Regions from separate parts of the Homo sapiens genome. Here regions 2, 3, 4 and 5 are each linked to region 1. Evidence: chromatin loops called from intact Hi-C (ENCODE). Cell type or tissue: HepG2. All regions are shown on one strand.

The links. A loop is a pair of places that touch in the nucleus more often than their neighbours do. Peaks named below come from ENCODE experiments on the same cell type or tissue, not always from the same donor. Only the 100,000 strongest peaks of a DNase experiment are listed, where the experiment ranks them.
Region 2: it touches region 1 in a loop (4-fold over the local background); 18 of 110 quality-filtered maps call a loop at or near these places.
Region 3: it touches region 1 in a loop (4-fold over the local background); 18 of 110 quality-filtered maps call a loop at or near these places.
Region 4: it touches region 1 in a loop (18-fold over the local background); 20 of 110 quality-filtered maps call a loop at or near these places.
Region 5: it touches region 1 in a loop (3-fold over the local background); 2 of 110 quality-filtered maps call a loop at or near these places.

The regions. Positions count from the first base shown.
Region 1 is chr4:70,181,871-70,186,870 of GRCh38, forward strand. LOC105377270 (a long non-coding RNA gene) reads right to left here and starts at 3,584. Exons shown (of 3, transcript XR_938859.2): 1 at 3,515-3,584. In HepG2, a CTCF peak has its summit at 1,970 (motif pointing left); DNase peaks (open chromatin) are centred at 1,031 and 1,981; H3K4me3 peaks cover 449 bases.
Region 2 is chr4:69,893,618-69,898,617 of GRCh38, forward strand. No RefSeq gene overlaps it. Among named protein-coding and RNA genes, the nearest start is that of CSN1S1, 35 kb to the right of the region's middle. In HepG2, a CTCF peak has its summit at 3,113 (motif pointing right); no DNase peak of the experiment used is centred here.
Region 3 is chr4:69,878,744-69,883,743 of GRCh38, forward strand. No RefSeq gene overlaps it. Among named protein-coding and RNA genes, the nearest start is that of SULT1E1, 21 kb to the left of the region's middle. In HepG2, a CTCF peak has its summit at 2,617 (motif pointing left); a DNase peak (open chromatin) is centred at 2,598.
Region 4 is chr4:69,687,332-69,692,331 of GRCh38, forward strand. No RefSeq gene overlaps it. Among named protein-coding and RNA genes, the nearest start is that of UGT2A1, 37 kb to the left of the region's middle. In HepG2, a CTCF peak has its summit at 2,397 (motif pointing right); a DNase peak (open chromatin) is centred at 2,410.
Region 5 is chr4:70,237,066-70,242,065 of GRCh38, forward strand. It overlaps a transcript of CSN3 not described here. Among named protein-coding and RNA genes, the nearest start is that of CSN3, 3.0 kb to the right of the region's middle. In HepG2, no CTCF peak of the experiment used is centred here; a DNase peak (open chromatin) is centred at 2,626.

The DNA.
Region 1 (5,000 bases):
CATATAAAAATTTATAAAAAATACTTATTATATTGTCGAATTTCAATCCCTGCAGCCTCTTTGTCAGCTCTATTTCTATCAGTTCCTCCTGAAGAAAGAGCAAACCCTCCAGTGATGGCTCCAGAAAGATCTCAACAGCAGCTTTCATCCTCCAGCACTGGAAGGAGGGTGATGTGGGGAAGAGAGCAAGTTGCTACTGTAACTTTCTGCAGTATAAATTTTAAATACATGTAGCACTTGGAAGTCCTATTTTATGGGCCAAAAGATCTCAGTTCCTTAGCCTATATGCATGCATCTGTTTCCCAGACATTTAATTGTCTTAATTATCTCCCTGAGATTTTCTATAAATCCTCCACACACTTCAAACTACACATCTAGACACAGTAATCTAAATACCTGGCATTTACTTAGAATAAAAGTTCCCTTATTTCAGGAGAGTTGTTCTTTAACTCCAACAACTCAACAGGTCAGGAAAATGACAATACACAAAAGACAAATTTCAGTGATACCAGCTCCGGGAATAATTATAAAATGGTTAAAAGCTGTCTGTAGTGGTCTCGGGTTTATAAACCTGTTCCCATCTACCACAAAATCTTCTCACTGTCTTCCTATTCTATTCCTATCTATACCTGGTCCCTCAAAGGTACCTTAACAATATGAATGACCTTTTACAAAGCACTCTTTCTAGGGCAGCCTGCACTTTCATCTTCAACCTTTTGAAATTTTAAGTCTTTGGCACTTATTCATTTAAGTAAATGTTTAAGCATTTCTTTTCAAGAAAAGGCAGCACATTATCAGAGCTCAAAGCCCTAACATAAAACGACTGTGTTTGAACAGAGATCAAAAGCTCTCATGAAAATGAAATCACTCTTTTCTGGGGAAAATCTTGGCATCACTGAGCAAGTGATAAGCAGAACACATGGATGAAAAAAAATTTGGCCTTTGAAATTACCAAACTACGTAAACAATTGGCAAAAATACAGTTCAATCATGCCTTTGGGGATGTACACATTTGGCTGGCCTCTGGTCTGTCCTTTTAAGCCCTAGTGCACCAATAATAGCATTGTCCCTGAGGTACCTTGAGATGAATTTAATTCTGACTTTTCCTCCTGTCTTTGTTTCCTGTGACTTTTCTCTGGTTGGCAAACAAAGTGTCTCTGTTCTTGTTTGTGAATGTCTGTATTGATTTCTGTCATCATACTTATTTTCCTTGTACTAAACATTAATCCCTGGTACATACCTTGAGTGAACTTGTCCTTTGTGGTCATAAATGACCTGTTAGTCTATGCCCTTCTTAGTGGAATTCGCACGGAAGCTGGATACACCTCCTAATGTTGTCATGAGGGTTTGGGGAATCATTTTGTAAGTTTCTGAGTTGGCACTAAATTTCTATTGGTATTTAACATTAAAAAACCTGTACATTAAAAAAATGCCTAGATTTTAATTGATTCCCACTATGGATTCCACTTATATTTCATAATGTATAGGCATTACTTAATAAACAGTAACAGTCAGACAAATAGCACCCATCCATCACATATTAGATTTAATAATTGAATTTCAACAGATAACAGAGCTCTTCCGGAAGAAGTAGTTTGAATATTCTCTCATTTTTACACTTCCAAACTTTACTTACAGAGAAACTATTTGAGATACATACACATTTGTGAATCCCAATAGACACCATAAGTACAAATCTACCCAGCATAATTTCTCCCTTAGCAATAGGATCTGAAGCCTTTCAGATTTTTTCACCAAATCCAATTAGCTAAGATTAAGTTTGTGTTATCTACAGTATTTGGAGATGTATTTTCTATGGTATGAATCTAGGACTTCTGTAAAATTTAGGATGCTGCATGATAAATACGCGGTTTTGTTTTTTTTTTAATTAGAAAAAAAGAATAACACTGAAGGGGAAAAAAACACTGAATATATGTATAGCTGATGGAAAGAGCGCCCTCATGTGGTAATGCACAAGCAGAGCTGGATTGCATTGAAGTTGTTGAAAGTTTTACCAAGTCATGGGGCCCCCCTTGTGCCCATTTCAGCCATTAACATGGTTTAGCCTTGAAAATCCAACACACCACAACATTCTAAGTAGCTACATACCATCAGTTATGACAGGCACTTAAGATAAAACTTTAGTTCCTTTAATTAGCCGCAAACATTTAGGGAAAATATTCAGAAGTAATCAGATTCAACTGTAACTTGTAAGATTTTTTCAAGTTTCTGATTTCATATTTCATTGTTTTTTCTTTAAATGTTAATGTTTCTATGTGAAAGACTTCATTGTCCAAAAACAGGCAGGTAAAATGAAAAACTTAATTCTGCAACAGTAGCACATCACCAACCATATATAACCCCTTTCTTGCTCTCTCTCTCTCATTCACACACACCCATAGAGAGACAGGCACACACACAAGCACACACACACACACACACACACGGGTATCCTTTCATTTAGGGACTTTCTTGTCCTATTATCTGTAGTTCATTCTTACCAAAACCATGTAATATTTATTCTACCATCACCCCATCAAGTACCTATATACAAATGAAGCCACACAATTTGTAAACTTGACTGGCTCTATACGTTGTTCATGGAACAGAGGATTTTTCATCCTAAAGTAAAATTAGTGACAAAATATATATAGCCTATATTCATTAATAGAAACCCTCAAGTAGCTGTTACAAGAGTGAAATTGTAATTAAAAATCATAAAGTTTTGACAGTACTGCAACTACCATTAAATTAGCATGGCTCATGTAAGTGCTGAGATATCAACAACCTTACGTCTCAGGTTATTGAGATTATTACCTAATCAGAGTTATAAAACCTGAAGTTCAAAGAATGACTGGGACTGGTCGCTGATTGATAGTTCCAGAAATTAAGCCCCTTGCATTACGAAGCACTGAGAGTTGAGAGGTTGAGATGAATGAAGTGGGCATATTAGCAATATTAAAAATAATGATAGATATAGCTACTATTTAATGAGTACCCACTATATGCCAGACAGTATACAAAGTACTTCTTATAATGTGTTTTAATTCTCACAATGGTCTCACAAGGCACATGTTAGTCTAATTTTACAGATCAGAACATTAGGACATGGAAAGGTTAGGTAGCTCTCTTGAAGTACTACAGGTAATATATTACAGAGATAGAATAATCTGATGCCAACATAATATACTGCTTCCCACTGGAAAGTAAGATGGAATGAAAAATCCTAGGAAAAAGCTTTAGTAGGATTAAGGGAGAAAAATAATTTGGGTGGAGTAGAAGGAAGGGTTGTGGCAACGGAAAAGGTGAAAGTAAAAATCAGTAAACTTACTGAGATCTCTGATTCCATTTTTTTAAATTCTATATAGTCAGAATATATTTATTCTAGTTGTCCATAAATTCTAGTTTCTAATCTGTATAATTGAATGTCAGAATTGGAAAAGCCAATCAATAAATCCCTCTTCTATGAAATCAATAATTTCCTCAAAGATGTCAATTGACTTCTAGATCTTACCGTTAGTAAATGGCAAAGTCAGGATGGGAACATGGTTGGGCCCTGTGCTCCTGCCACAGCACCAACTCAGTGGCCCATTGCATTGGTACCCTGCCTTCACATTTGCCTTAAGTCTGTCCATGGCACTGCTGCCAGAGTGATTTTGCAAAAATACCATTCTGACAGTGTAATAATAAAGACAAGCTAAACCATGCTTCAGTGACAAACAACCCCAAAATATCAGTGGCTTGAAACTATGAGATTTATTTCTCCCTTGCACTATATTTTCCCTGGCTCAGTTCAAAGTTCTGCTTTACACTGTTCCTTCTCAGGGATCCCAATTGTAGAAACTCAAGTTGATGGAAAAGCTACCACCTGGAACATTGCTAGTGGCCACAGCTAGTGGCCACAGCAAACAGAGACAGTGCTGAATAATCTTAAAATTTCCAGCCAGAAGTGACATGTGCTATTTCTTGTTCATACTTAATTTGTCAAAGTAAGTTACTAAATTCAAGGGCTGGAAACTGGTACATTACATGTCCCCAGAAGGAGGAATGGAAATATTTGTTAGGCATTACTAATGAGTAACAGCAAAGATTCCCTTGCTTAATTGATGTCAGCTGCTGACAGGATAAAATCCAGACACATTTATTTGTCTTAGAAAACTCACTGTGATGTGACCTCTAACTGCAGGCCATACCTCATTTCCCACAGGTATCCTATGTACCAATTATCTTGAATTTGTTATTTTCCCACAAAATATCAAACTATGTCATGCCTCATGCATTTGCCTCCATGTCTTCCTGGTGAAATCCTAGTTTTCCTTCAGGGCTCAACTCGGGGATTTTCTGCTCTGTACTTTTATCAGATCACTCCATCCCCAATCCAAACACAACATGCCCTTACCTATTTTTTATCTTCATCAAAGAGTGCCACACTCATTTGTTCATATGTAATTCTCATTTATTATACTGTACGTGCCCTGAATGCAATATCTCTGGGTTATTGCTAGTGCTCAATAAATAATGTCTGGTTGAAGAAATGAAGTCATCAGCATTCTAATAGGAGATAACAAGGTTTAGCAAAATTAATATCTACAGTAAACCAAGGGAGTTTTGAATAAAAAAGTGAGACAACAGATGGATAGGCACATAGGTACCTTGGGATTGTGCATTACCCTTTACTGATAAAGTTAACTTTTTGTAATGTAAGCTGGTGATTTTTATTTAAAATGGAAAGTCACATATATGTGAATCTGCTTTGGAGGCTTTTTCAGACTTCTTCTATCTCTTAGAGACTTCTCCCTAAAGGATCAAGATGTGTCAAATTTCCCCTAGAATGTTTTATTCAGAAATATTACCACGCTGAGCAAATACATTTTCTCATTTAATGGCACATAAAATGAGCCACAGGTATTCTGTGGATACCCTGAAGATAAGTACACGTTTGCATCATTTTACAAGGAAGGGAACAGGTTCAGAGAAAATAATAAACTTGCCCAAAGTTA
Region 2 (5,000 bases), 290 kb before region 1:
TTGTAGTCTGAGCTATTCAGGAGGCTGAGGCAGGAGGATCGCTTGAGCCCAGGAAGTTGAGACTGCAGTGAGCCATGATCATGCCACTGTATTCCAGCCTAGATGACAAAGTGAGACCCTTTCTAAAAATAAATAAAATAAAAAGATTGTTTCCTACTGTTTAGTTGTGAGAAATAACAGAGATGATAATGTAAGATGAAAGGAAGTAATATGATGAATGTACTTTATGAATGAATGAAAAAGAATAGCTGTTGCTACTGCTTGCTGATGTTTTTAACAACCATGTGTAAGATTGGTTGTCACCTGTCTGTGCATACATCTCCTTTACTAGCTTGTATGCATCTTGAAAGAAAGGGACACAAGAGAAATCTTGTATCCTTAGTGCCTACTGCCATAACATGTACTCATCACGGTTGAATTAAATTAAATTACATTGCTTACAACCAGCAGGAACTTCGATTTTTTTTAACTACAAGTAGGATTAGAATTCACTTTTATAAGAGATGGGTAGTACGGACTTACATGGGTGATTTTCCCAAACTCTCATATGTTTTGTCTATAATTAGCTAGCTCTCCAAGTGTTAATCTGGATGATAAACATTTTATGGTATGAGGTTGGTGGACTTTGCTTCTTATACGAATTTTCCCATGGAAAAAAAATTTAACTTCTTAGGTCTCGAACAATTTGGCAATAGCTTTTTTATGGAAGCAATCACCATACCTACTTTAAGAAGGGTAAACACCAGCAGTGAGGGAGGGCAGGACATTTTCTCCAACCTGAGATTAAAGGCGACTCCAGAAAAATATGGTGTATATTGACACATGCTGCTCGGTGTACAAAGGTTTTGTGTGTGGACCACGCACCAGGGGTTATAAAGGTGCAGTCAAATAGGAGAATTTCAAGAAGAAAAGCACTTACTTTTAGGTGTTTAGAGTAAGAATATCAAATTTATTATTCATTCATAAAATTCCTTCAGCTAAATATCTCCCAATTCACAGTATCATATAGAGGATAAAATAATATAAATACTTTATTATATATTTTATGAACTAAGAGATGAAAAATGAATATGGGGAAAGTTTAAATAAAGGAAATATATGAAAGTCTGGTAATCTATAAAATTTACATATAATAGATTCAGCTTTTAACCAGAAATAAAATCTTCCTTAGAGCGCCTGATATTCTTCATTATCATTGTCATCATCTTTATATCTTACTGAACCCTTTTTATGCACCAGGAACTGTGCTATGTGCTTTGCTCAAAACTCATCAGTATTCACTGTGATTCACAGATGGGGACTCCCACTTTCCAGGGAGGAAGCTGAGACTTAGTGGATATTTTTAAAATTGTCTATTGTTACACAGATACTAAATGAAATTTAAGCTCAATTCCGCATCACTCTGACTTTGGGAAGAAAATTATGCGTTCTCTATGCATTTTGATTCTAGCCATTCCACATTCAACAAGACAATTCCATAAGTGTGAAGTTTACTACAATATCAACTGCTAGAGTGCAATGACTGTGCAGCTTATATTTGTTCATCACAATACTTATCAGTTCCTTGCATTTAGCAAGTATTGAAATATTTATCAAATTAATTTTTAGATAAATCGTTGTTGAGGTTTTTTTGATAAAATTTCATTTTGGTGTTTTTTGCTAGTATACTTTCATTATTCTCCCCAAACTTCTAAACCCTTCTTTTAACAATTACAATCAAAGAATGATTCAGAATTTTGTTTGATGGGAACAGAATAGAAAAAAATAGAGGCCACAGTCAGTAACATCTTTATTATCCTATCTACTGACAAGCCTATAAACCTCCTTGCACTTGCATAAATCTTGTTACTTTCTGTTAAGTGGAAGAAGCATTCCTTCTCTTATTAAAGTCCAGGACTGTGACATGTGCCTTGTATCCCATCCCCCCTTGCTTTCTTACGGACATTCATTCTTTGCTAGGTGTTATCCTTTGTTCTCATCTTTGTTGTCTAAACAAATATAACACATTATAATGAGAGGAAGAGCATCAGTTTTAGATTTTCTTTGATTTTTTGGTGAGACAAAAGTGAAGAGGTCACCTGGAATCTTTGTCCTGTAGCACCTTGGCTATACACCAACCATATAGTACCTAGGAATAAAATTCTAATTTAAGTACACAGAATAAATAGTACAACAAGTAAGCAAAAGTCAGGTTATACAACATTAAATTGTAAAATTTTCTACAGTGAAGTATTCTAATTTTTAAAGAATTTTTTCAAAAATTGTATGAAGTGTGTTTCAACTGCTCGTTTGAACTCCTGGGACTAAAAGGTGATCAAGGCCTTTAATAATATATCAATACTGGTTCACTAATTGTAACAAATATACTACACTAAGGTGTTAGTAACAGGAAAAGCTGGATATAGATGATATATGGAAACTCTCTGTGCTGTCTTCGCTAATTTTCTGTATGTATTGAACTGTTCTAAAATGAAATGTTTATTAAAAAAATGAGATAATGTATCTAAAATTTAGAAAAAATAATGTTTCAGACACTCAAAGTATGCAAAGCTCAACATTAAACACAAGAGTAGAAAATAAAAGAACTCTTGGATTAGAAAAAGTGATTTTTTTTTTGAAATAAGAATTGGAATTGAGGAAATTCAGATAAAATAGATTGAGGAATACTATGGTGTATGTAAATAATACCAGAAATGAGAATCAGTGATTTATACAAAGAAATGGTTGAGAGACATTGAAGAATTCTCTTTTGCCAATACACTAAACATAGATGAAATGGAGCTATTCTGGATAAAATATAACTCTACTCAATAATAAATATAAAGAAATAACTATAAATGCTATGTTTTGATTACATTTCTTTAATAGTTATTGAATACTGTAAGGTCATAACAATTAAGAAATTTAATAATTTAATTAGTAATTAAATAATGCTAGCACCTCCAAAGAAATTTAATTAGCAATTTACTGATTTACAGAAAGTATATATAAGATTAAGATGGTTTTATAGATGAGGTCTACTAAATACTCAAAGAAAAAAAAATTCCTGTTTTTAAATTTCTGATGGTGTTAACAGTGATATTCCCTTTAGTTCCAGTAGGAGGAGGTAAAAACCTAAGAAGTTTTCAAGGATGCTGACCCAACTGTTAAAAGCTAAGAGCAAATCCAGACTTTGGGATTTATTTTAACTCCAAACACCTTTTTGTGACATACATAAAGTCTTTAAAAGGTGCAAAGTCTTACTTTATAGATTTGAGTGTTCTCTGACCACTCCAAATGGAAATATTTTAATTTTTCATTTGGGGAATAGCTGTAGTGACCAAGTAATATTAGTAAAAGGACTAAGGAAAACTACAAAGTACCATCTTTTCCCCCTCAGTACTCCCCTTTCTCCATCACCCCACCCCTGCCTGCCAAACATACACACACACAAAAAAAACAAAATCTGGGGAGACTTAATAATGCTCTCTACACCCTATATATTTGAGAAGGTTTGTGGGCAAGAAATCTATTTTAATTTTGATCCCTTTCTTTCCATAAAGGAAGTATCAACTTTGATCATTAGGTGACATCAAAGAGCAACATAATATACTCAGATGACTAAATGCAAAGAACTGAAAAACTAAATTGGTCTTGCAGTAAATCATCTTTCTTTAATTAGACAGTCAGAAATTCTGTATCTGGTTTGAAATAATATTAAACAGTTTGTTATTTCCTGAAAGAAAACCTATCATCAAAATCATAACAAATCCTTCAGTTATAAATTCTACAATTAAATACACGACTTTAGAATGTGAATTATTTTGTCTTTCTTTGTTGAGAGACAAGCATTACAATTTTATTTGTCTACACATTTCTATCATTACTGAATTAGATCCTAGACATTTAAACTCATCAGGTATTAGTCATCAAAACATACAAAGAAATTGTCAACTACAAGCATGTTCTTTTTTGTTCCTTTGAGTTTATGTCAAGGCTATGGGGTTAGGGATGAATATCTAATTCAATTTCAATTTCATTAAAAACAATCAATTTGTGGTCATGTATATTTCAAGTACTACAAGTCGCTGATGATACCACAATGTCTCTACTTGTCCTCAAAGAATTCATTGTAGGGAAAGACAAACATGTAAATAGTCAATTAAAATACAGTGTTGGTAAAATACAATGCTGATACTTGTGAAAATTAGACCTCAGAAAAGGGTCATGTAACAAACACTGGAAGGAAATTTATGATAAAGCAGGTGTAGGCCAGGCAAGAGCAGGAATAGAGTGGAATAATACAACAAAGAAATATTCCAGGAGAAGCGAACAGCACGTGCATAGAGCTGAAGGAGTAAGAGCTTCATGCATTCTTAAAACTGAGGGAGGTCTCTGTGATTGTATCCCTGAGAAAAGATGGATGCTGCAGGGTGGTATGAAGTGAGGTTAAAAATCTAAACAAGACCCATATCATGCAGAGACTCATAGGTGATTTAGGTGTTTGACTATCATCCTAGAGCAATGGGGAGCCAGTAGGAAAACATGCTTTAATAAAACACAATCTGCTTTGCACTTTACTGTAGTAGTGGCAAGGGAGGCTCAAAGTAAATTTTTAGGTTTCTACCTTGAGAAGATGAGGAGTCATAATATGAGAAATGACCAAAATATAGGAAATAGTGTTCCAAAGATATTGTACACCATCTTCCTCCACCATGCACACACACAAAGCAAACATGTACAATGGCTGGAAAAAAATTCTGAAAATGTCAATCAATAAGGAATGGTTAAGGAAGGAAAGCTATCCAAGAAAACAGGAGGAAGAAAAGCAAGAAAGATATTTTATCTTATTAGAGATGACATGAGAAGAGGAAATTCCTTGAAAATAAAAGAGTCAGTAATATTAAATGCTGCAGAGGAGTTAATAGTACACAGACTGTGGAGGTCATTAATAGAGCACAGTCCTTGTAATACTCAGCCTTGTGGAATATTTGATTTAAAGAAGTAGAGAGACACTTGTT
Region 3 (5,000 bases), 300 kb before region 1:
TTAACATAAGCAATGCTGATACTAATAATCTTATAAATGTATTATTCTGCATGTTTGCAAGTGTATCTGTAAGGCAATTTCCCATAATTAGAATTGTTCGCTCAAAATATTTATTAGTTGTAATTTTTCTAGATATTCATGAATTGTCTTTTATAGGAGTTGTAATAAAGTGTTATTATTGTTTAATTTTTTTGACAATTTGTTAGAAAAATGTTACCTAGCATAGTTTTAACTAACATTTATTTTACTGTGAGTGAGGTTGAACAGGTATTCATGTGTTTAAAAGCCATCTGCCTTTCTTTTTCTCTACATTTTTTTTACATTCTTTTTCAGATTTCTCTTTAGTTGTTGTCTTTTCCTGATTGATTTTTTGGAGCTATGTTATGTACTAGAAGCATTACTCCTTACTCCATATTAAGAGTTACAGATATTTAGTCTCATTTATCACATATCTTTTTACTTTTGAATTGATTTTTTACAATGCAAAGAGTTTTGATTTAATTTCATTTTTTGCCTGTCAGATTTTTTTTATTTTTTGTTTTTTTAACTTTTATTTTAAGTTCAGGGGTACATGTGAGGATGTGCAGGTTTGTTACATAGCTAAATGTGTGTCATGGGGTTTTGTTGTACAGATTATTTCATCACCTAGGTATTAAGCCTAGTATCCATTAGTTATTTTTCCTGATCCTCTCCCTCTTCTTACCCTCTGCCCTCCAATAGGCCCCAGTGTGTGTTGTTCCCCTCTATGTGTCCATGTGTTCTCATCATTAGCTCCCACTTATAAATGGGAACATGTGGTATTTGATTTTCTGTTCCTGCATTAGTTTGCTAAGAATAATTGCCTCCAGCTCCATCTATGTCCCTGCAAAGGACATGATCTCATTCTTTTTTAATGGCTGCATAATATTCCATGGTGTGTATGTACCATATTTTCTTTATCCAATCTATCACTGATGGGCACTTGGGTTGATTCCATGTCTTTGCTGTTGCTGCAATGAACATATAAGTGCATGTGTCTTTATAATATTACAATATATATTCTTTTAGGTATATACCCAGTAATGGGATTTCAGGGACAAATAGTATCTGTGTCTTTAGGTCTTTGAGGAATTGCTACACTGTCTAAAAAGCTCAATATCACTGATCACTAGAGAAATGCAAATCAAAACTACAATGCAATACCATCTCACACCAGTCAGAATGGCTATTATTAAAAAGTCAAAAAATAACAGGTGCTGGTAAGGTTGCAGGGAAAAAGGAATGCTTATACACTGTTGGTGGGGTGTACGTTAGTTCAGACATTGTGAAATGTTTTGATCTTATGTAGTCAATCTTATCTAAGGTTCTTATGTGGTGTCTGATTTTGAGCTCTGAATAGAAAAGCCTTCCCTACTCCAAGTTCACAAAAACAAAACAAATAAATAAACAAAAAACCTTACTGTGGCCAAGCAGGAATATAATTTCACTCAACAGGATCTGGTTGAAGATAGTTTAATGAAGGAACTATTCATGAAAGTACAGACAAGATAAAGAAAGTGGTGAGAAGTGCTAAGAACCCCAGGGACTGGCTTTGGTAGGAAGCCATCACCACTCCTGGCCTGAAGGGGTAAGAAGACAAGGTGTGCCTGCAACCATGTGAGACTGTGAGACCTGAATTAGGGGCCTCCTTGAAAGAGCTTAAGTGTGGCCATTCTTGTTGATTTTTCTGTATGAACATGGAATCAGCATGTCTAATTAAAATATAAAACAAATCTTTTGCTTTTATTGCTTTTGTTTTATTAATTAATTTAGGAAGACTTGTCATCTGTATGAGTTTATATCTTCCTATATACAATCGTCATACCTCTCAATTGTTCAAGGCTTAGTTTTCATCCTTCTGTAGGCTTCAATTTTTTTTTTTCAGAGAAGTCTTATATGATCCTACCTATATGGGGAAGGGTATTTTATCTTTTGTCATTATTGTTGTTGTCATATTGCTTTTACAAATGGTTGGTTTTTGTCCAGCATTTGTTCTGTCAGGTGGTTCTGTGATTGATTGAAAGCTCTTGCACTAGCAGTTCCATTTCAATGTGAGCTTTGCAACTTTAGGAGCTCAGGTGACATTGTTCACTAGTGAGTTCTCTTTCTGCCCTTCTTCTCTTCATTTCTTTGCTATCAGATTTGGCCAGTCTCAACCAGTGCAAGCAAAGTGACACCAAAATGTCTTAATTATTTCCCTGATATTTACATTTTAATTACAAAATACATATGTTGTCATTGTAGAAAAATAAAAAAGAACATAGAAGCTAAAAATATTACTGTAATATGTGAAATAAAAAGAACCCTTCCACTTCTTAATCACTTAATTATTATTTTTTCCTTTCATGGTCTATGTATTTTTTTTCAAACAGCTGAACAAAACTGATGCTATGTCAGTAAAAAAATAAAAATAAACCACTTACCAATTACAAATTATGTAAAAATGGACTCCTTAGGCAAAAATTATATATTTTAATTCTATAAATAATTGTTCATCTATATAAAGCAGTAGAATAATTTTCTGTTGAAGACTGTGTCATCTGATCAACCCCAGAACAGACTGAGGCTTCAGACTATGCTGGCAGCACAGTATCCTGCTGCTCTCTAGTGGCACATTTCAATATCTGCAGGCAGATTGACTAGGCAATGTTATTTCATTTTTGGATTTCTGGCTTGGAGCAAAGGAAAAATCAAAAATGATCCAAAAGTTTAGAGACAGTCAAAGCTATTAATTTGCTGGTGTTTTATCAAGTTCTGTGAGAGTGAATTAGTCTGAGTAGTATCTTTTTTTTTGTTCAATTCAAATAGTTGTTTCAATTAAATATATAAGACTATTTAAAAATTAATTCAAGAAACATTTTATTAGCATTAGCTAAATGCCAGACATTATGCTAGCCAGTGAAAACACAGTTCAGTAAAAGGTAGACCTTTATTTTGAAGGAGGTCACATAATAATAACACTGCCATAATGTGTCATACTGAATATAACAGCACAGTACAAAGAAAGTACAAAAAGGAAAAATAAATGTATTCACATTCCCTATTCTTGATCAATTTCAGATAGAAGGCCTTAATTTACAATGGTGTTATTTCCTCTAGTGCTTGACGTAAAGTTGACAGAGCTTGGTAGAAGAGAATAGTGTTTTTAATCAGTTTTCTCATTTTAAGACCATTTCCTCAAAATATCACTTAATTCACTATGCTCTAGTCTTTTCGATTAACTTTAAAAGCGTGCTAATCCACATGAAGCAACTCCTCGCCCCTATCCTTGACTGGGATTTTGTGCTATTTCGTACTAATTGGAGGAGAACCTCATGTGTGCTCCAACTGCATCTCCTTTAGGATCAGATGTTTTTCCTGGTCATTCTAATTACTGGAGAAAATCCTATTTCAAAAACCAAAGAAATCTGGAACCCTAACACAGTGCCTTCCCACTCCTACCCACTTATTTACAAATATCCCCATTATAAGAGGCTTTCTACCTGAAACCTTTTTTCCCCAATAGACATGAATAACACCTACAATCACCCTCCAGGTTGTCACACTCCACACTGGAATTTGTACTTTTATTTGTGAACACTCCTGCAGGGAGGGTAAGCTCTACAGATGGCTTAGTTCCCTTAGTACTGTGCTCATTCCTCTTCCTTCCAGCCTCCCTGGTCCTTAGAGCAGAATAATGGCTAAGCCTGAAGAGTGAGGAAAGGGTCCATGAAAAAGGAAATATTTGAGCTGAGTTTTAGATGACAACTCAGATTTCTCAAAAGAAGAAAGAAGAAAGGAAGAAACAACATTCTATTTAGGGAAAAAATCAGGTAAAGTTATCTGCATTAGTCTGTTTTCACACTGCCATAAAGAACTGCCCAAGACTGGGTAATTCATAAAGGAAAGAGGTTTAATTGACTCACAGTTCTGCATGGCTAGGGAGGCCTCAGAAAACTTACAATCAAGGAAGTTCAAGGGGAAATGACAACTTCTTCACAAGGTGGCAGGAAGAAGAACGAATGCAGGAGGAACTATCAAACACTTATAAAACCATCATGTCTTGTAAGAACTCACTCACTATCCTGAGAACAGCATGGGAAAACTGCCCCCATGATCCAATTACCTCCACCTGGTCTCTCTCTTGACATGTAGGGATTAAGGGGATTATAATTCAAGATGAGATTTGGGGGTACATAAAGCCTAACCATATTATTCCGCTCTTGGCCCCTCACAAATCTTACATCCCTTTCACATTTCAAAGCCAATCATGCCTTCCCAAAAGGGAAATAAAGAGTCCCCTTTTGGGAAAGCTTAACTTCCCAAAAATTAAGACTCCCCTTTTGGGAAGACATGATTGGTTTTGAAATGTATCAACTCATTCCAGCATTAACTTAAAAATTCAAATTCTTAACTCATTCCAGCATTAACCCAAAAGTCCAAGTCTCATCTGAGACAAGGCAAGTCCCTTCCACCTAGGAGCCTGTAAAGTCAAAAGCAAGTTAGTTCCTTCCAAGATACAATGGAGATACAGGCATTGGGTAAATGTTCCTATTTCAAATTGGAGAAATTGGCCAAAACAAAGGGACTACAGGTCCAATACAAGTCCAATTCTGGCTGGTTAGTTATTTGGTGAGTTCCAAAATGATCTCCTTTGACTCCATGTCTCACATTCATGGCACGCTGTTGCAAGAGGTGGGCTCCCATGGCCGTGTGCAGTTTGTGGCTATGCAGAGTACAGACCCTGTGGCTGTTTCATGGGCTCACATTGAGTGCCTGCAGCTTTTCTATGTGCACAGTGCAAGCTGTCAGTGGATCTACCATTCTGGGTTCTGGAGGATCATAGCCGTCTTCTCACAACTTCACTAGGCAATGTCCTTGTGGGGACTCTTTGTGGCAGCTCCAACCCCACATTTCCCTTCTGCATTGCCCTAGCAGAGGTTCCCCATGAGGGCTCCACACTTGCAGCAAACTTCTCCCTGGACATCCAGGCATTTCTATAC
Region 4 (5,000 bases), 490 kb before region 1:
ACCACACTATATTATTACTTAAGTGTTATTATTTATTATTTACCTTATTAGCTGTTCAGGTGAGTATGACTTTGTCCTTAAAATGTATTTTGGCTATTTTGAGCCCTGTATTAGTCCATTATCACGCTACTATGAAAAAATACCCGAGGCTGAGTAATTTATAAAGAAAGGGTATTAACTGACTCAGTTTCCACATGGCTGGGGACGTCTCAAGAAACTTACCATCATGGCGGAAGGCACCTCTTCTCAGGCGGGCAGGAGAGAGAATGAGTGCAAGCAGGGGAAATGCCAGGTGCTTATAAAACCATCAGATCTCGTGAAACTCATTCACTCTCAGGAAAGCAGCATGGCAAAAACCGCCCCCATGATCCGATTACCTCCACCTGGTCCCTCCCATGACGTGGGGATTATGGGAACTACAATTCAAGATGAGGTTTGGGTGGGGACACAGCCAAACCATATCAAGCCGATTATTTATTTCACAGATTTTAGAAATAAAGTTCATACAAACACAGAATTAACCATTGGATAATTTGTTTTAGAATTACTAGAATCTTTTTATGTTACATTTATTAATAGGTATATTGTATTATTTGTAGTGTCTCATTCAGTGATTTTAAAATTTCTGATTGTTATTTGTGTGTAAGATTGCAATTTACTTTTGTATATTAGTTTCATATATAGCAATTCTGATAGACTTTCTGATTTGAATAATTCAGCAATTTGTTTTAGAAAAACATAAATATGTATATTGCATTAATTAAAACATCAAATTCAACGTTAAATTGGAGAGATGTTAAAGAACATCTTTGTCTTGATCCTGATTTTTAAAAATTATTCTAATCATTCATTATTAAGTAGATTATTTCCTCAAGGTAGTTTCCTTGTTTTATTTTTTCTTTTTGTTTAATAGCTGTTGTTTCATATTTTTCATCTGATTAAGAAATTTCACTGCTATTTTTTAATCAATAAGGGTATTGGGCTACATTTAAGACTTTTCTACATTTGTTGCTTAATAGAGTCAATTAAAGTTTGAAGTACCTTTTTAAGAAATTTTATTCAAAGCTCAATCTGAAAAGCATGAAGGTTTTACTACATTAAGGGCTTCAGGAATTAATGGACAATATGTTTTAGTCTTTACATACTTTCCTTTTTGGGGGTGCAAATGGAAACATTTGAAAGTGTTCACTTAACTGTGCTCTATTTTTATATAATCATGCAACTACCGCAGGGCTAAAATAAATTTATTTTTGGCAGCAGGAATAGCAAAAGATCATTTGAATCAATACACTTAGAAATGTATTAGAATTTGCCTAGATATTTTTGTGCTTTTTAAAACTGTTCTCATGTGACAATATTTTTGCCAAACTTTGGTAGAATTTCTCAACTATATTGATGAATTTGAGTTCCTGGAATTTCTAACTCTATTTAATTTGATGTCTCAAAAATATTTTCAAGTGAAATATAATCAGTTCTATCAAATTCAGTACATGCTTCCCCCTTCAACGTACATACACAACACACACACACACATAGGCACACACACACACATTTTCCCACAGGCTTATTTTTCTGTGAAATGATATTTTCTCATAGAATTATGATGATTATACAACATGGATACAAACTATATAAAAATCTGCAATCAAGTTATTCTGTAATTTGAATCTATTTAGACCTTTCATTGAATGACTTTGAACAAATAAATTCTTAAGGCCTGTAAAATTATCTCTCATTTAAAATCAAATGTGAGTGATTTCCAAACGGCTTATTAAAACACAATAACGCTAGGATTACAATGTCTTGTTTATCATTTTGTTGTTGTTGTTATTTTTATTGTGTTACCTTTGTTACTTCCTCAGGAAACTAGGTATTGAACATTTTTAGATCAGACAATAATATTTTCCAGCATTATTTTGAAACCTAGTTATATTTTAATTCAATGATCTTGAAAATTATATCAGATAATCCTGGATATTAATTAGATGTTAGTGGAAATAGTTTTAGAAGTTTTAATATATAGTATTGAATAAAAATTGTGTCATTTTACTGTTTAAAATTATTTTAAACCTATTAATGGAGCCGATATGTTGCTAATGAAATCTGCTTAAACTTTTAATGTATTTATATCTTTGTTTTAATTTATAAATAGCACTAACTCTAACCTGAAAAAGTCTTGATAAATATAAAAAAAAACTAGTGCTTGGAGAATAACCACAGAATTTCCTAATAAATATATTGTGTGTGTTCATCTCTGTTTTGGATATATATATATATATTTAGATGAAACTTTATCATTTTGCCATCAACAAAATTATTAAATTCCTAATAATTTGGACTCATCATACTTATTCAGCACTATCAATCATCATCCACATGAGGGCAGCATATCCTAAAGGATGTAGATTTTAATATTACAGTTTCGAAAGTGCTTTTACACAGTTTCATGTTGAACCCTAGCAAAAGTTGTCTATTCCTAACTTTATGCTATAGATGAAGAAATCAAAATCAGAGAAGTTGAGGAATCCCTGGCAAATGCAAACTGGAATTATGTTCCATTTTCACCAATTACATATTTCTTATTCACTTACATTTTAACTACAAAACAGTAGTAAGAAAAGCATGGGCAAAAACTTATGCATATGTTTCTTTACTCCACTATCTTTAATTAGAGATGCCACATACACAGAAGGTAATTTCAAGTGGGACAATGAAACTTAAAGACGACTATTCCAAAAAAATAAAAATCTTTGGCAAAGAAATTTCAAAGTGTCATTAGTTTTAGATTTGTGTAGTAATGATAAGCTACAATCCTAGCTAAACAGAGAATTTACAGCTTGCACTTTTCCATTTATTATTTCCCTTAATGAACTGTTGCATATTCTAGTTAGAAGATAAAAAGATTAGTTTTAATTATTACGGATACATAATAGTTGCACATATTTATGGGGTACATGTTGTTTTGGATGCAAGTGTAAAGTGTATAATGATCAAATAAGGGTAATTGGGATACCGATCGCCTCAAGCATTTATCTTTTTTTGTGTTGGGAAAATTTCAGTTCAACTCTTTTAGTTCTTTTAAAATATACAATAACTTACTGTTTACTATAGTCACCTTATTATGCTACCAAACACTGGATCTTATTTATTCTAACTTGATTTTTGTAGCCATTAACCACGCCCTCTTTATACCCCCCATTCTCACCACCCTTTCCAGCCTCTGGTGACCATCCTTCTACTCTGTATGTCCATGAGTTAATTTTTGTTTTTAGCTCCAACATAAGAGTGAAAACATGCAATATTTTTCTTTCTGTGCCTGGCTTATTTAATTTAACGTAACTGGAGGACACTCCATGTTATTGCAAATGACAGGATTTCATAATTTTTATGGCTGAATAATAATTCATTGTGTATTATGTACCAGGATTTCCTTATCCGTTTATCCATTGGTGGAAATGGATGTTGATTTCACCTCTTGGCTATTGTAAATAGTCCTGCATTAAACATGCATGTGCACATATTTCTTAAATATATTGATTTCCTTTCTTTGGATATATACCAAACAGTAGAATTGCTGAACCATATGGTAGTCATATTTTTAGTTTTTTGAGGAAACTACACAGTTTTCCATAATGGTTGTAATAATTTACTTTTTCAGCAACAGTGTACAAGGGTTCCCCTTTTTCCACATCCTCATCGCCATTTGTTATTGCCTACTTTTTTGAGTAAAAGACATTTAAACTGGGATAAGATATCTCATTATAGATTTTATTTGCACTCCTCTGATGATTAGTGATGTTGAGCATTTTTTCATATACTTGTTGGCCATTCTTCTTTTGAGAAATATCCATTCAGATCTTTTACCCATTTTTAAAATTGACAATTTTTTTTCCCTACTGAGTTGTTTGAGCTCCTTATAGATTCTGCTTATCAATTCTTTGTCAGATGGGCACTTGGCAAATATTTTCTCAGATTCAGTGGGCTGTCTCTTCACTTTGTTGTTTGTTTACTTCACTGTACAGGAGCTTTTTAGGTTGATGCTATTTCATTGTCCGTTTTTGCTTTGGTTACCTGTATTTTTGAGGTCTTACTCAAGAAATATTTTCCCAGAACACTGTCCTAGAGTGTTTCCTCAACATTTTCTTATTGTATTTTCATGGTTGAGGTATTACATTTAAATATTTAATCCTCCTTTATTTAATTTTTATATATGGCAAGAGATAGGGGTCTAGTTTCATTTTTCTGCATACAGATATACAGTTTTCCAAGCACCATTCATTGAAAAGTCTGTCAATTCAGCAGTGTATATACTTGGCATACATTGTCTGTGTAATCTCTTGATAGTTTCTCTTATGGTGCAGAAGTTCTTTAATTTAATTATGTCCCACATGCCAATTTTTGTTTTTGTTGCAATTGCTTTTGGAGACCTATCCAAAAATATTTTACCTAGGCCCTTGACAAGAAATTATATCCTAGGTTTTCTTCAAATATTTTTATAGTTTGAAGTCTTCCATTTAAATTTTTATTATAGTTTGAAGTCTTCCATTTAAATATTTAATCCATCTTGAGTTAATGTTTGTATAGGGTGAAATATATGGGTCCAATTTCATTCCTCTGCATGTGGCTAATCAGTCATACCAGCACCATTTACAGAATAGGGAGTTCTTACCCTATTTCTTGTTTTTGTCTGCCTTTGTTGAAAATCAGATGCTTGTGGGTGGGTGGCTTTAATAGTGAGTTTCTTTTCTACTCAATTGGTCTATGTGTCTGTTTTTGTAACTGTACCGAGTTGTTCTGATTACTGTAGCCTTATAATGTAGTTTGAAGTTGGGTAGTATAGTGCCTCTGGCTTAGTTCTTTGGCTTAGAATTACCTTGGCTATTCACACTCTTTTTTGGTTCCATATGAATTTTAGAATAGTTTACTTTCTTCTAATTCTGTGAAGAATGATTTTGGGAGTTTTATAAGAATATTATTGAATCCATAAATTGCATTGAGTG
Region 5 (5,000 bases), 55 kb after region 1:
AGATGCTGAATAGATATTTACTAGATAAGCTCTACACTCAAATTGGTATTTTTGCTTGTTGCTTTTATTTTCTTTTTGTTTTTTTTATTGAAAACGGATATTTTTAACGATGTTTATTTTCATTGGACAAAGACAAAAGAGCAAAAGATGGGAGTGAAATACTTTAAAACATATTTCTAATAAATATATAAAGTTCTATTAATCTTAGGAACAACCTCTAACCTGAGAAGCAAAAGATAAACATCTTAATAATATTCTTGTTCACTAAATAACATTTCTACCAATTTTTCATGCAGATACAGAGCAAATATAACCTGATGAGTTATTTCCTTATGAAAGTAGCTAATATATCTAGGAGACAGTATTTATTTAGACTTCTATGTCAATTCAATAATACCCGGGCAGAGTTGAAACTCTGGCCAAAGCCATGGGCATCAAACCAAGGTAGCTGAAGGACACTAACAGCAATACAGCAAGGTGAACAGCAAGGCATGGACCACCTATTGGATGCTCCCCACAATCGCTTAAGGAAGCTTCTACTTCCCCTCAAGTATCCAAGACTTTAGCACGGGAATGAAATAAGAGCACAGAGACACACTGAATTCTAATTGCCGTCACTCTAAATGAGAGCCCAGCTAGAGACCAGTCTCCCCAACAGTCAGGAGAAGACCAGTTCTAATACACTCACAGGAGAACAGAGCCCAGAAAAATCCAACCCTCATCCACATGTTCTAACTCTTCTATGAAGTAAGTTAGAATTCAAGGGGAAAACAGATAATATGACTGCCCACTTTAGAAGTTCTTCTTGACTAGGTTCTGGCCTCATGCAGAGGAAAGTAGTAATTCCAAAACATTGATCTGCATAAAAAATTATTTAGTTTCTTATTTGTTCTTCAGATTTCTAGGAACATTCCTGCTCTGAAAATTTTGACTCCGTGTTGTGGGATTAGGCAGGAATTTGCAACTTGAACAAGTAGTACAGATAATTAATCATTTGCTCAAAAAGTATTTGTCTAATATGTGCCAAGCACAGGTTTAGAGACTGGGACTATTATTTTCTAATGGAAAAGGACAGGAAATAGTAAATGAACATATATAAGTTAAAAAACATTTTATATTGTAATATGTTATGAGGAAAATAAAAGGTAAAATAATAAAGTGTTTGAAGAAGTATTTAGACAAACTGCCAAGGAAAGCCTCTCTGAAATGAAGACATTTGAGCTGAATCCCAAATAATACAGGCAACATTACTGAGAATTGAGGTAAGAACATTCCAGAGACCATGAATATAAATGGAAGTTCCTGATTTAGGAGAGAGTTTGGCACATTCTAGGAACAGAAATGTCATTGAAACCAGCACACAGTGAGAGAAAAAGTGGTAGAAGTTAAGGTAAGATGGATAAAGAGAGACCAAATTATTTAGAAACAGTCCCTAGCAAAAAGTTTGAATGTATTGTAAGTGCATAGGAATCCATTGAGAATTTAATCAGAAGAATAATCATATCAGATATATGTTAAAAATAACATTTTTATAACTGTGTAAGAAATGAGTATAGGGCGATAAGAGTGAAAGTAAAGAGACCAAAAACAGAAATATTAGGATGGTTCAAGTGTAACATGCCAGTGGCTGGGACTAAAGCAACAAAGGTCAGATTAGAAAGTGGTGTCAGATTTGGGGTATATTGTTAAGATAGAATTAATAATTCTTCTAACAGGTTGTTGCAGGGAGGAGAGAAAAGATGACCTATAGGAGTCACCAGATGGCCCCTGAGCCACTAGTAGTATCATGGTACTGTTTCCTAAAGGAGAAAAGAGACTAGTGGAGAACTAGTCGTGAAACAGGGTATGTTTGGAAATAGAAGATTCTGTTTTGTTCATGATAATTTGGAGATGTCTATTTTACGTGCAAATAGAGATTTTAAAACAGCTATTGGATACTTGAATCTACAGTTCAGTGAAGGCAATAGCCTACTGATGATACTTAAGGTTACAGGAATTGAGTACATTAACTAGAAAGATATTAAAGATAGAGGGAGAAAAGATAGAGTGGTGGTGGATGCTGGAAGAATTTTTAAAAGTTCTCCTAAATTTAGAGTTTGAGGAAAATAAGAGGAACCAAAATGGAAATTAAGAGCAGCTTTAAGTGACTCGAGGGGGAAAAAAAAAGAAGGAAAAGTCAAAAAGTTTTACCAGCCAGAAAAATGAATCACCAAGCCAAGAGCTGCTACAACATTGAGTGGGAAGAATATCTAACAGCTACCACTGGATTTGGCTACACAGAGATCATCGTTGATCTGGCTGTTTATTTTGAATGGTAACAAGAATGACAAGAATGAAGTAAACATAGGACAGGATTATAGGGGGTCTTGGGTTCGTGTTGGAGAAATAACACTTTACATAAATTGATTATCCCTTGTATGTTTAAATCTGTATATTTTAATGGCTTCAGAAATCTTTGGACCCTAAAACTTACTGAGGAATAAATTAATGTGTGTGCTAATGCTAAAGTCACAATGACACTCACTCTAGGCTCCAGATGACATCAAATGTCTCCTCACAATCTGAAAATAGTCTTTCTGTAAGTGTTCAGGAGAAAGCACTATCTCCTTAGATAATCTCTACAAACAGAGATTGTGGCTGTCTACTATACTCCCAAAAGTACTTTGTTTCTAATACAAACAGTTTGTATGTGTATTGTTTGTTTAACAGAAGTGGCTACAGGAGAGTAAAATTTTGATATTCCACTTTGCTCTAGTTTGTTGACCATTTTAAAGAGCATTTTATGCTATTTTTTCCATGGTTTTTACATATAGCAAAGACTTTTGAAGCATACACATTTCTTTTTTGTATGCTTTTAGAAAATACCAATTTTCTAATGCCTTACTAATCCTATGGAAAGCTGTGTTCATCATTTACTTTGCAACTACTGTTACAAACATTATTGTACTTCAAGAACAAAATAGAGTGTTGAGGTCAGCCTGGTACTAATGAAGTGGCTGAGAAATAAAATGAGACAGAAAAAATAAAACTACATGGATGTAAATACCATCAAGGGAAGATAAAACAGACATGAAGTACATTTCAAAAGTAAGAAACATTAACAGAATAACAAGAAGTTGTTACTAAAAAAAGAGTGTATATGAGTCAATAATCATTATGTCACTTATTGCAAAATGTTTTTGTTTACAATGCTTAAAATGTGAACTTATGTACCCACAATAGCCTCTTACCCAGTCCCAGTGTGTGAATGGTGGTATGAATATACACTGATTATCAGGACCTAAACAAAGGGAAGTTGCAGCTGGACTGAAAAGCCCTGCTGGTTCTCTTCCCACAATCCAGGGACATTCCAGAATCAGGCCATGCCCCTGTTGATGGATGCATAAGTAGATAAAGACTGGTGGATTCGTTCCAGGTTATAAACACTCTCAGTTTGGAGGCCTTGTTCAGCACCATCGCAGCTTCCTTGGAGATTTCAGAGCATGCGAGTTCTGATCCTCCTTTTGCTTTTCTTTCGAAAACGCAAGAGCATTGCATAGCTCCATTATAGAATCCATCTAATTCATCTACTCCAGTCACTCAAAACACTTTCACTAAGGTTGCCTTAGATCAGTAGATATGGGAAATATCCAATGTTACCAGTACTCAAGTAAATTTTAGACTATGAGGTCCACAAGAACAGAGATGTTTACCTGCTTTGGTTACTAATTTATCCCTACTACCTGAAACAGTATCTGAAATAAGGTATGTGCTCAAAGAATAATGTCCAGGACCTGAAATATTGTATGTGCTCAAATAATAATGTACAGTTTTGCAAAGCCCCACAAAAGCTACATTAGTATTTGAAGTGAATGGGTGACACCATGGTAAACATGTTTTTATCTTGGTGGGAGAAAAGATTACTAGCACTCTCAGATGTTCTTAAAATATATTTTCCTGTGAAAACAATGTCTTCAGAAGTGTTCTGAGTCTCTGCTACTTGTAAATTAAATAATTCAATACTCAACTGAAAATCATTATCACTCTTATTACTCTAAATAAATGGCTGAGAAATTACTATGTGAAATAGAACACCTTCAAAATTTGAGGAATGACCGGATCATGATCTTTCAACCACGGACCCTGATAATCAAAGGAAAACACTGTGACTAAATAGTTCAGATAGAATGGCTGGTGTTATTACTTTACCAACTTGGTTTAGCCATTTTAAATTCTGTCATCTCTTTTTGAACCACAAAAACCAACTATTCTGAGAAACAGAAAATTTCATATTACTATTTTACTCTGTGTAATCCAAATAAGTATTCTAGGGTTTAGAATATTGTTCCTAACTTTCTAAGACATGCAATACTTCTAAGAAACAGACAGGAATATAGACATAACTACAATGCTGATATTATTTCTTGTTTGTGTTCTGGCAGTCCTACATTAATTCCTGTAAGTTCCTCAATCTGGTCAGGTCTTCACAGCCAAAATAAGTCACAGTTAACATTATTTCTTTAGAAAAGCAAGTAAAAGAAAATATGCTTTCCTGAATTATCTAAGCAAAATTTTGTTTAGCTATTTTTTGCCAAAATATTCTCAATGTCAGTGGGTTTGTGATTTATGCTCTAAGTCAAAATGACTTTCCTTAAAACAGAACAATTATCTCCAATTCAATAATTTAATAATTTTTTTTTCAAAATGGTTCACCTATATTATTGAAATTTAAAATCTTAAAAAAAGTTTATTCATAAGAGGATAATAAATCACTAAGTATGTAGTCAATGCATACGGGAGAAAATGTGCTGCAGCCCAAACGCAAATGATTCCCCACTATATACTGATTAAAATGTTTCATATATGGGTTTGACTTTTATAAGGAGGTGCTCTTGGGTATGTGTGAGATGGCCAATTATTTAATTTTTAAAAATCAATAATTGTAATTCTGGAAGGAAGAAGACCAACCACAGTCAATGCCAGATGTAGTATCACTTGAAATCCAGGTTCTTAAACTAAAA